Regions from separate parts of the Homo sapiens genome. Here region 1 is linked to region 2. The links are chromatin contacts, found by Hi-C or POLR2A ChIA-PET in ENCODE. All regions are on one chromosome and are shown on one strand. The core of a region is the stretch at or near the end of the contact, and the rest is flanking DNA. Distances in the headings are between cores, read along the strand shown.

Region 1 (6,897 bases), core at 3,156-5,655, 63 kb after region 2:
CTGAAGTTAGGCAGAAGATTGGCTCTTGGACTTGACATCCAGAAAGTGTTCTGATGCCCATCACCAAGAATACATTGCACTTTACAACTAGATTCGAGAAGCATCTTCAACCCTGGTTTTTAGAACTGAAAAATGCTTTTACAGTGACCCCCAACCCTCACCGCTGCTCTATCACACTGGGGAATGTGCTGGATGATTGAAATCTTGGGGGGTGGCAGGTGGTTGCAGGTAGGCATAAAGTATTGCCAGAATAAAGCCAACAATACATGGCACAAGGATAGCTTTTTCCCAGACAGCATATTTCTAGCATTCAGCAACATGATGCTGAAGACCCCTAGAATCTACACAGAAATGCCAAAACTTTGTCAGATAATTCTCAAGAGTCCATCTCTGAAAACTTGTGGTTTCTTAAAATAATGGGTCATGTTCACTGTCATCTCAGTCTACGAGAGAATAATTCAAAATGAAGGCACCAAGACTAGTTTGATGGAAAAGTGTCAGTGGAGCGCTGTGTTAGTGTAAGACTGCTACTGCGCCAATGCTATTTGCTTTGCAAATAAGGAAGTGCTGTTTGGGAGATGCTGTTACCAACCCCCGGATCAATGTCATTGATTCATTAATCTGTTGGATTGATTCTGTCACACAAATATGGGCTGCTCTGTCATCTGCTCTCAGTTCACTAAATTCAAGTGGAGGTAACAACCCACCATGTCACTGGGAATGGAAACTAGACCTTTAACGATATCTTGGTTTTTGTCTCTTGCTCCAACAAGAACTTCATAGAGTTAAACTACAAAAGGATCTGCTGAAGAGCTCAGGTGGGTTCACCCGTGCAGGCATTTTGACAAAAGGTAGCGACAACAGCATTCAAATGTATAAATTCATTGCTTTATTTAGCTCCTGAGAGTTTACTAAATTTTTTTCACATCTGAGCAAGTACACAGTTTCTTATCCTAAGAAAGCCCAGGGGCTGTATAATTGCGTCGTATTCTTTTTTCTTTCTTTTCTTTCTTTTTTTTTTTTTTTGACACAGTCTTGCTCTATCGTCCAGGCTGGAGTGCAGTGGCATGATCTTGGCTCACTGCAACCTCCGCCTCCTGGGTTCAAGCGATTATCCTGCCTCAGCCTCCCGAGTAGCTGAAATTACAGGCATGCACCACCACACCCAGCTAATTTTTGTATTTTTAGTACAAATGGGCTTTCACTATGTTGGCCAGGCTGGTCTCGACCTCCCAACCTCAGGTGATCCACCTGCCTTGGCCTCCCAAAGAGTTGGGGGATTACAGGCGCGAGCCACCGTGCCTGGCTGCTATTCTTGAAGACTATCCCCAGGTGACAATCCCTGCAGTGTCATTCTACTGCAGCAAGATTAAAGCCAATCTAATAGCTGGCAAATTTGCTGTGAAAACATATCACCTTCTGTTACTTGCTGCCCTAAGGAAAATGTGCAATAGAAGAATCTTTCAGAACACCAGTTCATTTTTTTTTAAAAAACACAAAGTCACATGAAACAAAGCACACTTTTTTACATATATGAAAGGAAGCATTCACAGGATTTTCCATACTCAGTAATGAATAAGTACCCCAAGAACTGTATTTACTTCTGTGAATCTTTGTTGCGTGATATTTTACTGAAGTCCAAGTGAGCCTGGGTGGTCCTGCAAAGAGTATTCACACAGAGATATATTGTATTACTTATGCTATTAATAAATTGGCTTTATTAGCCTTATCACTGACTTAATTTTTGAAAGAAAAACTCAAACTAAATCAATAACCTGAGTATTATTTCCCAAATTGATGACATTTTCATTTGGGTTTTAATTCAGCAAATTCCCCTCCTCAAAAGAGGGGAATGCTGTCACTTCCCCAGCCAACATACAGGTGACATTGGAAACGCTGCTAAATGCCACTGTGCCTTAGCTTCTCCTATGTATGCAAGGGGTCACTGCCCAGGTAATGACTCTGAGGGGCTGGCAATACAGCATAAGAAAGTCACTCCAAATTCTGTTAAGCAAGGTTTTCCGCAGGCAGCCGTCAGTATCACAGCCTCCAGTACTATAATCATTGTTAAAGCATTTTAAAATAGACAAGACACGCCATGAAGAAAGTGCATCCAGACGGTTGAACTGGGCTGCTGGTTATGATAGCTCCAGGGCGCCCCGGGGGGTCGCAGGTGAAATCCTCCAGGTCCATCTCCCCAGGCAGAGGTGAGCCTGCAATCCAGCTTGCGCTGCCCTTCCAGGGCGTCCCCGGGGCCTCTGGTCTTCAGGGCTGGGCTGAGCCCTGGGCTGCTCAGGACCAAAGCTGAGCTGTTTTTCTTTCAAACTAAACTATGAACTCTCTCTGCTGGAGAAAGAGACAGAAAGGACAGAGAAAGAGACACGCCGACAGAGCCAGAGTGACACAGGGGCACGCAGACAGGGAGACGAGGATGGCGAAGCAGGCTACCAGGCAGGTCCTCTCCTCAGTAAAAGCCCTCCGCATCTGGGAAAGGGAAGATGTCCCTGGATCTGGGTCCTTGGACCCACACAGGGTTGGTAAAAGGGCAGCAAATCGCTACTGTCACTGCTCTGAGCAAAGAAACCAGGGAAAGGCCAGTTCGGGAAAAACAGGCCCTTTCCATCTGACGTGAAGCCCCAGGAAGGGCTGCAGCCCAGCACCGGCAGGACGGCTGGGGACCTGGCTTCTCTCTCTCTCTCTCTCTCGTTCCTTAAATTTTTATTTGAGAATTTTAAAGAAAGGGACCTGGAAAGCTATTTTGTTGGGCTAGAGGGGCCGTGGGCCTTCCCAGCGCGGAGGAAGGAGGGCGGTCAGGCCGGGTGGGGCTGGGTGCGGTGGCTCTGCAGAACCTTTAGGCACCGAACTGAAGCCGCGGGTCCGGTGCGCGGACACTGCGCAGGGCGCTGCTACCGACTCACATGCATGCGAGGGCCCGCTCCTAGGCGTTCTGCCTTCCTGGACGGATTGTTGGTAAAACGTCCCCTAGAACGGCCGGAGCCAGGGCCCTCGGACAGGGGCGCGAAGGGCCCGCTCTTTGCCGTCCTCGGGTTTCCCAACGCGGTGGTCGTGGCCCGCGGGCCCCACCTCGCGGCCCGCCTGGCCGGCCGGAGGAGCAGCGGAGGCCGAGCACTCCCCGGTCTCGGGTTCAACTTCAATAAAAGGGCCCAGCCCGCCCTTGATCACGCGGCTTGCCTGACAGCCCGGCTCAGGCCCGGGCCTAATTGAGCCCGGGTCACCTGGGAATAGGTTCAAAGGCATCAAAGCCGTAAAAACCACCTCCAGGCCCAGAGCCAGAGCGGCCTGGCGAACAAAGAGCCCCCCAACCACTTCAAACGCGCTCGCGCTCGCCGTCCAGATGGCCCGGGGCCGGGGTCCGTGGTGTCGCTCACCGAGGCCGGGCCCCACACTCCAGCCACCCTGAGCCTCCTGCTCGGAGCTGCCCGCGGGCTGCCAGCGCAGCGGAGGCTGGGCCCGGGGCAGCCTCGTGCAGCTCCCGGAGCGCCCTCCGTCCTCTGCTGACCCGCGAAGCGAAGGCGGAGCGCAGAGGCTGGGGCCGTACAAGGCGGGCCGGCAGGCGCCCCAACCCGCGCCCAGCAACCCGGGTAGGGCCAGGCAGGCGGGCGCGGCGGGTACCGGGCGCTCCCGCAGAGGCTCGCTGTGGCGTTGTTTTAAAGCTGTTAGAAGGAAGGTTCGGGAAGGGCGTCGGGGCCGGGGCTCCCCAGCAAGCCAGGGTAAGAAATGGTCCCCGACACGCACGCTGGCCGAAGGGTGGCATCTCCACGGATCTTGGCGGCATGTCCTTGGGCACGGGCGTCTCCAGGGGGCCCCGACTGTCCTTACACTGGCGGTCCGGACACCGAGACCCCTGCCCGCGCAGCTCCCCAGACCCCAGGCCTAAGCTTGCGGGCCGCGGTGCAGACTAGCTGTGCGCCCGGGGGCGGCCAAGACCCACACAGGTCGAGGAGGCTCCTGGCTGCGTCCTCATCTTCTGGGAGCGCATCTGGGACTGGACTCGCCTCTCTAGCCCCTCACGCCCAGAGAGAGAACCCCCCAAAGCCCAGTGGGGGCCGATCTCTACGTTGAGGCGTAGACAAAGCCAGGCTTGGCCGGGCCTAGGGCTCGGGGCGGCCTGAGAGTGCCCTGCGTTCGGGGTGGGGGCGCGGGCGGCGGGCGAGGACCCGGCCCCCGGGATGCCCTCCGCGCCGGGGCCGAAGGGGGAGGCAAAACTGAAAGTGCCGCGCCGGGGGGCGGGGGCGGCCGGCGAAGGCCCCAGAACTTGTCCTGCCCCCGGCCACCGCGGCCAATCAGCGCGCCGCCCTAGCTCCTGACAACTATTTAGCAACCCAGCCCAGCTAGAGTTTCCAAAAAAGTTAGAATAACTTCCTCTCCCGGAGACCTCGGTTTTGCACAAGCCGGCCTTGAAATCAGAGCCTTTCCAGCAACTCCGAGAGCGTGTGCTCGGCGACCGCGGGCTTGGCCAGCGGCGCGCGCTCGGCGCCCCGGCGCCCCCAGCCCCACGCGCGCCGGGCGGGCGCCATGGAGGAGGGCTCCAGCTCGCCCGTGTCCCCCGTGGACAGCCTGGGCACCAGCGAGGAGGAGCTCGAGAGGCAGCCCAAGCGCTTCGGCCGGAAGCGGCGCTACAGCAAGAAGTCGAGCGAAGATGGCAGCCCGACCCCGGGCAAGCGCGGCAAGAAGGGCAGCCCCAGCGCGCAGTCCTTCGAGGAGCTGCAGAGCCAGCGCATCCTGGCCAACGTGCGCGAGCGCCAGCGCACCCAGTCGCTCAACGAGGCCTTCGCGGCGCTGCGCAAGATCATCCCCACGCTGCCCTCTGACAAGCTGAGCAAGATCCAGACGCTCAAGCTGGCCGCCAGGTACATAGACTTCCTCTACCAGGTCCTGCAGAGCGACGAGATGGACAATAAGATGACCAGCTGCAGCTACGTGGCCCACGAGCGCCTCAGCTACGCCTTCTCCGTGTGGCGCATGGAGGGCGCGTGGTCCATGTCCGCCTCCCACTAGCGCCGCGCCACCCACCTCCGGACCGGCGCGCCAGGGTAGGTGCTGCGCGCGCGACGGGCGCCCTCCGCTGCGGGGGGCGGGCGGCAGGGGCGCAGGGGCATTGGGGCCTGCTCGTGTCTCCTCGGCGAGGCCCCGCGGGCCGCGGGGGCTTGGATGCCGTGCGCTTTTCCTCTTAGCAAGGAAGGCGGGCGGGCGGGACGCTCACAGTCCCAGGGACACCCCTGAGTGCAGACTTCCACGCGAGGGTGTCAGTTGGGAACCGGCGGACCGGTGACTCCCCCGGCGGGTTCTGAAGATACTTAGACAGATGGTCGCAGTTTTCATTCTCGGTGGTGTGTGGGTGTCCGTGGTTGGCGGTGGAAGGAGCGAGCATCAGAAAAACCTCCTGGGGCCGGCTGGGGACTGGGATATGAGGACCAGCTGCCCTTTGCGTCCGCCGCAGCGCAGGCCGCCCGCGAAGCTGCCCGAGCCGGGTGTTGCCGGGCGAATGGCTTCGCTTTCTTCCTGGGCAAGGGTAGAGCGCGTCCGTCGGGCGGACACTCAGATCTACCCAGCTGCTCGCGCCTGGGGTCCCCGGCCGTCGGCGCCCTGGCCTGCCCAGTGGGCGTAGAGGTGCGGGCCTGCGGCTCCAGGGTTTGCCTGGGGAGGACGGGAGGAAACTGCCCTGCGCTTCGGGGCCAGAGCAGCCACAGGGCCGGGTGTGCCCGAGAAGGGCCCTGGGCCGAGAGCGCAGAGCCTGGAGCGCTGAGGCAGGCGGGTCCGACGCAGCCGCGCGGAGCCCCAGGGCGCCCGCAGGCAGGTGGAGCTGACCTAGGAACTGGGAGCCCTGAGTCCCAACCTTGACCCTGGAGTACCCGGGAGGGGCCCCGCCCATCCAGCCCCGCAGGGATGGGCGAGGGGTCCAGGCTGGGAAACGGGTCTGGGGGACAGGGAGGCTGTGCGCGCCGGGCCCTGCGCGAGGAGAAGGCTCGGGGGACACAGCTGCCAGGAGCACTCCAAGTTCTGGTTTCCTCTGGAAGAGCGATTAGGGCGTCCTGCACCGGGTCCTTTTCACCAGACACCTTCCAAGTCCCTTTAGACAAGCTCGAGCCACGGAGGCGCCGTCCTTAGGCTCTGTGAGCAGGCGAGCCCCTCTCTCATCCGCCATCCAGGGCCATGGAGGGGCACAGAGTTCTTTTTGCTGGGGCCGAGTTAAAAATCCTTCCCCCTTAGTATGTTTTAGTTCCTCGCACATCTTGCGATGTTTTTATAAAAGACTCTACTTCACACAGAAGGAATTTAGATTAATCAAGAGCACCCGGCCGCCTATTCTCCCAAACATATCTATTTCTTTTTTTATGTGGTTCTATAATATCTGCGAATGTTGTTGCTGAGGCCACGAAAAGCTGATCCAGCACAGGTGGGTTTTATTTCATTTTTTTAGCTTTTATTTTGGTGTCACTGAAAATTCTGTAGCTGCAGAGCCTCCTGAGATAATGATAATTGTATAGTTTTTAAAAAATAATTTTCAGCAGAAAATAACTTGTGGGAATCTTCTCCTGTCTTTGTCAAAAACAGATGGAAAGTGTCTCAATCACATATTTCTCTAGGAAAGTTTGGATTGGCTGAGTACTAAACGCTACAGTGGGGTAATACATTAATTCTGGTTTTTGCTGCCTAAATAATGAGCTTCCATTAGTTACTTCCATTTATGCTTTACCTCATTCATGGTTTATAGCACATCTGAAATAAGAACAAACAGATGAGGAATGTCATCTTTTTAAAAACACACACATTGAGCCGTGTTTAAGGAAAATGTCACTTTAATTATCGTTAAGACTGCCCTCCAGAAAATTACTGAAAACAAATACCAGTAGATATGATGCTGCTAGAATTTAG
Region 2 (6,450 bases), core at 1,878-4,377:
GAGACAGAGTTTGCAGTAAGCGGAGGTCGCACCACTGCACTCCAGCCTGGGCTATAGTGAGACTCCGCCTCAAAAACAAAAACAAAAACAAAAAAAACAAAACTTAAAAAGAAGAAACTTGGCCCAACTTCTTCTCAAAAAGAAAAAATGACTTTTTTCCCCTCTATGTTTCATTTCGGAGAGCTTCTATTACCGTGTCTTCAAGTTCACTAATATTTTATTCTGTAACGTGTAACCTGCCATGAATCCATCCAGTGTGTTTTTCATTTCAGCCATTATAGTTTTCATCTTTAAAACTTTAATTTGTCCTTTTTATATCTTCCACATCTTTACTCCACTTTTAAAACATATGGAATACAGTTATGGTAACTTTTATTTCTTTGTCTGCTAATTCTAACATCTGCATCAGTTCTGGGTCTGTTTTGATTGATTTTTCTCCTTATTATAGGACATATTTTTCTGTTTCTTTATCTGCCTGGTAATCTTTGATTGGATGCCAGATATTGAGAATTTCATCTCGTTGGGTGCTGGGTGTTTTTGTATATCTGCACATATTCTTGAGGTTTGTTCTGGGATGCGACTGAGTTTCTTGATCCTCTTGGATCTTACTTTTGAAGTTTGTTAGGTGGAACCGGAACCTCGTTTACACTAAGGGTACTTATTCTCCAATACTCAGGCAAGTACTGATACGCCACCCGATGTCCTCTGAGATTTCCAGTTTGTCATGTGGGCACAGGTGCTATTTGCAGACCGATGTGAGTGCCAGGCATTATTTCCTTTCATCTTTAAGGTGATTCTTTGCTCGGTCTTGGGCAGTTTCCTCACACACACCCGCCAATCCTGAAGGTGAGCCTCTGCAGATCTCTGGATTCTCTCCTCTCTGGGACTCTGCCCTGCCAAGGGTAGTTGCACTGGTCTCCCCGAAATCTCTATCTTCCCAACTCAGAGAGTCTGCTGGGCTCTGCCTGAGTGGAGGAGATGCCTCCTTCTTGTTCTGTGGCCTGAAAACTCAAGGCAGTGCATTGGGCTACCATAGGGCTCAATGGTTTCCTTCCCATCCCACAGGGATCACTGTCCTTCACTGCCTCCTTCCAGTGTTCGGAAGACCGTTGTTTTTCATATTTGGTCTGCTTTTTGTGTGTTTTTGTTTCCTATGGAGGGTAAATTTGGTCTGTGACAAAGTCTTTGTGCTGTGGTTCTCTCCATCTGCGCTAGGTTGGCCTTCCTCATCTCAATGCCCCCATGCCTGACATGGCACCTGACATTCAGTCCATCTACACTAGGTCAGCCTTCCTTATCTCAACGCCTCCATGCCAGACATGGCACCTGACACTCAGTCCATCTGCACTAGGTCGGCCTTCCTCATCTCAACGCCCCCATGCCTGACATGGCACCTGACACTCAGTCCATCTGCACTAGGTCGGCCTTCCTCATCTCAACGCCCCCATGCCTGACATGGCACCTGACACTCAGTCCAACTGCACTAGGTCGGCCTTCCTCATCTCAACACCCCCATGCCTGACATGGCACCTTACACTCAGTCCATCTGCACTAGGTCAGCCTTCCTCATCTCAACACCCCCATGCCTGACATGGCACCTGACATTCAGTGGAAACTGCATGCGCGTAGATTACATGAACGGATGAGCAAATGAACTTAACTGGGAGTAACAAAGGGCGCTGAAGGCATTTGTCACCAGCTGAAGAAGTGTCACTGCTCTCTTCACACACATCTGTATATGTGTCTTGTTTCTCACGGTGATAGTTTTGAGGCCAAGGAACCTGTTGAATTAATTCATATCACATCCTTAAGGCTCAGTGACTTCGTTTTGCACAATGTAGGCTTTTAATAAATGTTTGCTTAATAAATAATTCATGGGTCGTTTAGACACGTGTCTGACAAACTTGGGTTGAAGTGTGAATGTAACAAATTTGTCTCTAATCCCAGCTGTGTGGAGTCTTTCTTCTCTGCTCTAGCACTGTGCTATCGACTACTGATAGCACCAGTCGGTAGCAGATCCCAGGACAAAATTATAGTTAAAAGATGCATGACCCATGGTGCCTTAACTTTCATATATGATGTCTTCATCTTTTCAAGGTGTTTAGATGACCATAGGAAGAAAAAGCGAGAGATAGAGGAAGTTAAAGAAGAAATGTTGGCTGCCATTGAAAACCAATCACAAATAAAGTTACAAAGTCAATTGGAAAGCAAGTGATTCTTCACAAATGCAAATCCTAGGACAGTGCCTGGCAGAGAGGAACTCCTCACTCCACCATTCTAATTCAATAATAGTCAGTTACTAAGGGCACAGCACTTTTAGGAGGAGCTCTCCCCTCTCCTACTTATGCAGAGGGGCCAAAGGATATATGACCAGGCTGTCAGCATGGGCTTCGAAGCGCTTGCATTGGGGATGCTAAAGGAAGCAGGTGCTGAGCATGAAGGAGATCAGAATCAATGAGTTACACAGGCGTGTATTCTCAACCAGAGGTGTGGCTGCACCATTAAGCCAGGGAAAGGTGGGCTGGGACACAGGACTCAAATAATCCCTCTGGCTGGACCAACGCAGAGGCCATGAAGACAGAGGAGTGGAATGTTGGGGAAAGGAGCTTTTCCATTTTTCTCTCCTTTCAGAGCCATTTTGCCTGTTTTCAAATCTAGTAACAGCATTGCTTCACCAGCGCAGTGTTGTAGATACAGCCTGTGGGTCACACCAGGATGCAATTACACTGCTGGCGGCACAGTGAGCCAAGAGGCTCTGGATGGAGCCTGGCCACCCAGCCTTCCCTCCTCAAAGTTTAGAAACTCGCCAACCCGACCCGCCTGCTGGAGGCATGGCTGCAAACCTGCAGGGTGCCACGTTTGATTTTTAAGCCTGGTGTGCTTCCTTGCCTAAATTACTTTGTGATGTATCATACTGAACCCTAAAATATTTTGTAGCCAGTTTTATTACGAAATGGATTCTATTTGGTGATTACAAAATATTCTGCTTTTAAGTAGTCTCAGTTCTTCAGCTGCTTCCACATGTGTGTTCAGCCTGTTGAAGAAGATGCGGGAGGCATTGAGCCTCCCAGAGAAAGACCCTGCAAGAGACTCCAGGGAAGAAAAACTCTCAAATTAAAGTTGTGAGCTCTGGCCCCCGCGTGCTGACAAAATCCATTGCATGCACCGCCCTCTTGTGGTCACGCAGCAGGTGACACACTTCAAAGGCAAGTTACACGGACTCTGCGCTTGGCCCCGGGGAACAGGTTCTCTGTTAGGAAAAGCGTTTCTGAACATTCCTTTATTCACATGTGCACGCACACAGCACTATAAGCAAGTGAGATCTGACATCAGGGCTATTCTCCCCTATCACAAGGAAATAACACAAATGTGGATTTTTTAAAAGCTCAGAACTGTGGGTGAAGATTCCAAAATCACAGGATGTCCAAACTGGAAAGGATCCTGACATGATCTTGATCAAATCCCCTCCATTTTTTTTTTTAAAGTGGTGGGGGGTTTGTGTGATCTTAGACAACTCACTGTATGTCCCAGAGACACATATTGACTTGCCTAAGATCACACAGCAAATCGCTGGTGTTGAGGTACAGGCCTCTGTCCCATGCCGGAAGTGGCTCTGGGACTCACCACTCCAGCTCTTCACTGGAGACGTCAGGAGACTGAGTCCAGCGAGGTCGAGAGGCCAGGGCCACGCAGGGAGCCCGAGAGCTGAGCTCTGGTGCTGGTCCCCTGGGCAGTGGGTCCCTTCTCCCATCTATGTCCTTCCCTGTTCTTGGGCAGGGACTGTCTCTTCCACCAGGACCTCTGTGCCCAGGACCGGACAAGAGGGGCTTGTGGCAAGTATGGACGGATGAAGGGGGCACCAACCAGGACTCAGGAAGAGCAGGGGCCAGAAGCAGGGCCTGGGCTAACTTATGGTTCAAATGGTAAATTTTATGTTATGTATATTTTACCACAGTGAAAAAGGAAACAGCAGTTTTAAACCCAAATTTAAAAAAAGGAAATAAAAAAAAAACTTAGGAACTTCTTTATGAGGCTACAGAGCAGCTACCACCAGCCCCATTTGACAAGAAAAATGCTATTCCCTTTTTTATTGTGGTGAAACATACATAACATAAAATTTGCCATTTTTATCATTTTAAGTGCACACTTCAGTGGCATTAAGCACATCTGCGCTGCTGTGCAACCGTCACCACTATTCAGCTCCAGAACTTTCCATCTTCCCAAATGAGACTCTGTCCCCCATGAAACACGAACTCCCTGTTTCCTCCCCCAGCCCTGGCACCCGCAATCCTACTTTCCGTCTCTATGATTTTGACCCCTTAGCTTCCTCATGTGAGTGGAATCGTGCAAGGTTCGTCTTTTTGTGGCTGGTTGTTTCACTCAGCAGAACATCCTTAGGTGCCGTCCATGTTCCCTTCCTTTCCAAGGCCGGGTGCTGTCCCACCCTACGGATAAATCACCTTTCGTTTCTCCATTCATTCATCAGTGGACACTGGGTTGCTTCCACAGTCCACGTGGTTTCACCGAAGCCTGGCAGTGGGAGCTGTCCCCTCTGGTGGACAGTGAACTCACTCTGGGGGAGGGGTCGAGTAACCATGGTCAGATGGCTCTTGCGGTGAGAGGTATGTGCCTGCTCTGAGCAAGGCACCCCGAAGGCTGAGGCCTCTCTGGAGGCTGGTAACTGTCACCCAGGCCACAGCATCTTGGGCAACCTGGATTCCTTCCTTTCCACCTGGGAAGCTTGGCTGACCTGGGGCCCAGCTCAGGCTGTAGCCAGGATCGGATGCTGTTTTAAATTTGGGATTGGATTCAGAAGGATCGGGAACCTGAAAGTCAACGTCCTTTCGGTTGATCTGAAAACACAAAACTCACTGGCTTTGCCAAAAAGGCAGTTCTCAAATTCGCAGCCAAAGAACGCATCGAACAGAAATAGCATTAGAGGGAGTGCGGGGATCCCTTCCATGTTACCGTGAAGTTCTCATACTGTTGAGCGAACGTGGGAGTCAGGGTGGAGAAAGCGTGGCCTGGCCGGCAGGGCACCGCACACTGTGCCGCTGTCTCCCCACTTCGTTTTCATTCTCTTTAAAAACCAAAACTGAAAAACCCTGCCCGTAACTACTTGCACTTATGTCCCAAACACCTCTGACTTCTCATCCGCATTCTCACTGAGGAACGTGATGCCAAGGAAGGGACTTTAAAAAATCTCTTAATTAATTATTGGTTATAATGAATGCCGAGGAGGGCACGTTTCCAAAACCCTCGTCTCCACGGTTTGCTTTCTGTTGTGTGTGCGTCCGTTGTAAACACAGCTTTCAGAATTTTCGCTGATGCTCAAGTGCTCTTTCCAGCAACAGCATTCATACACGCCAGGCCACTTCCCGCAAGTCATAATTACAACATAAAGCCAAATTAAATGTTCTAACGCTGTCGCTCCAACTCCTTCACATTTCCTTGCTCTTAGCAAACTTCCTTTTTTGAGTCCTGCAAAAGATTCGCTATTTTCCATTAAAGTAGACTCACTATTTCCTTCTAGAGTATTAAAAGTGCAAAGAGCCACAGGTAAAGCCTTCCTTTTCTCTGGTCTTACCGCATCCTTTGTCCAAACAAAGGCAGAAGTCCCCTGTCCCCCATGCAGTTGTATGTACGCAGAGAGCCCAGTCCCAGCTCCTAGGCGGTCAGACAGGCACCCCGAGTCACCACTGGCCTGCCAGCACCAGCAGCTCCAGGTCCCTGAAATCCAGCAGGCATAACCTAAGAGGTTACCTAGAGTTCAGTCAAGCTCCTCAAATAGCCACTAAGTGAAATGAGGAAAAGTTATGTAAAGTGAAGTAAAATCCTCAACAATGAAACACAAAGCTGTTATTCTCTTTTTATGAAACTCCAGTAAATTGTTTCAGAAAATGAAAGTGCCGGAAAAGAAATATTTCCATTGGGAACTAGAGATGCCCTGTGTTAAAATGGTCACACAGAAATCTGGACGACCAAGCTTTAAAGCTTTGGCTGTGTTTTAAGCTATAGCCTCGGTTCATTAGAATGGGATTTTTTTTTTTAACCAACAAACTTCTACTTTTTCTCTCTATGTGTTGTTCTGCTTAAGCCTCTGAAAACTAATTTATAAAATTGAAAATGTGTTCTTGTAGCAATTCCATACTTTCTAATAAACTTGATATAGACCCTTTTGTAGTTAATGGAATCCTTTTTTAAAATTATGTTTGAATTTTCATTTATTTGAGCTCTTAGAAAACTGTAGATTGCTAAATTGAAGTTTAAATGAATTTGTTCATTATAGCAGTTAAGAAGGCACCAAAGCCTCACCAGCAATTTCACAATTAATTAAAAATAAAAACTAATTTAAAATTATGCAGAAAAGGACACTACTTAAATCACACAGCTTTCTTTTTTTTGCTATAGCTGGGTGAGGTTTGAATATCCTAAACTCTTAAATGCAAC

What was found. A loop is a pair of places that touch in the nucleus more often than their neighbours do. ChIA-PET counts read pairs that join two places held with the same protein, here RNA polymerase II (POLR2A).
Region 1: POLR2A ChIA-PET joins it to region 2 with 12 read pairs in BJ. The contact joins the promoter of TWIST2 here to the enhancer-like site in region 2. A Hi-C loop is called at or near these places in 1 of 168 maps with a recorded cell type or tissue (GM23248). POLR2A ChIA-PET finds 5 or more read pairs at or near these places in 3 of 52 experiments (BJ, MCF 10A and PC-3).

What each region holds. Positions count from the first base shown.
Region 1 is chr2:238,843,680-238,850,576 of GRCh38, forward strand. It overlaps TWIST2 (twist family bHLH transcription factor 2), which reads left to right and starts at 4,406. Exons shown (of 2, transcript NM_001271893.4): 1 at 4,406-5,054. The coding sequence starts at 4,537. The coding sequence ends at 5,019. It overlaps LOC100287387 (a long non-coding RNA gene), which reads right to left and starts at 4,228. Exons shown (of 1, transcript NR_157851.1): 1 at 867-4,228. RefSeq lists enhancers at 2,342-2,852, 2,853-3,363, 4,897-5,406, 5,407-5,917.
Region 2 is chr2:238,782,009-238,788,458 of GRCh38, forward strand. No RefSeq gene overlaps it. Among named protein-coding and RNA genes, the nearest start is that of TWIST2, 63 kb to the right of the region's middle. RefSeq lists an enhancer at 1,480-1,983. Within about 2 kb of position 3,128, at least 5 of the 41 ENCODE cell types and tissues checked have a DNase peak (open chromatin) inside an H3K27ac peak, as active enhancers do.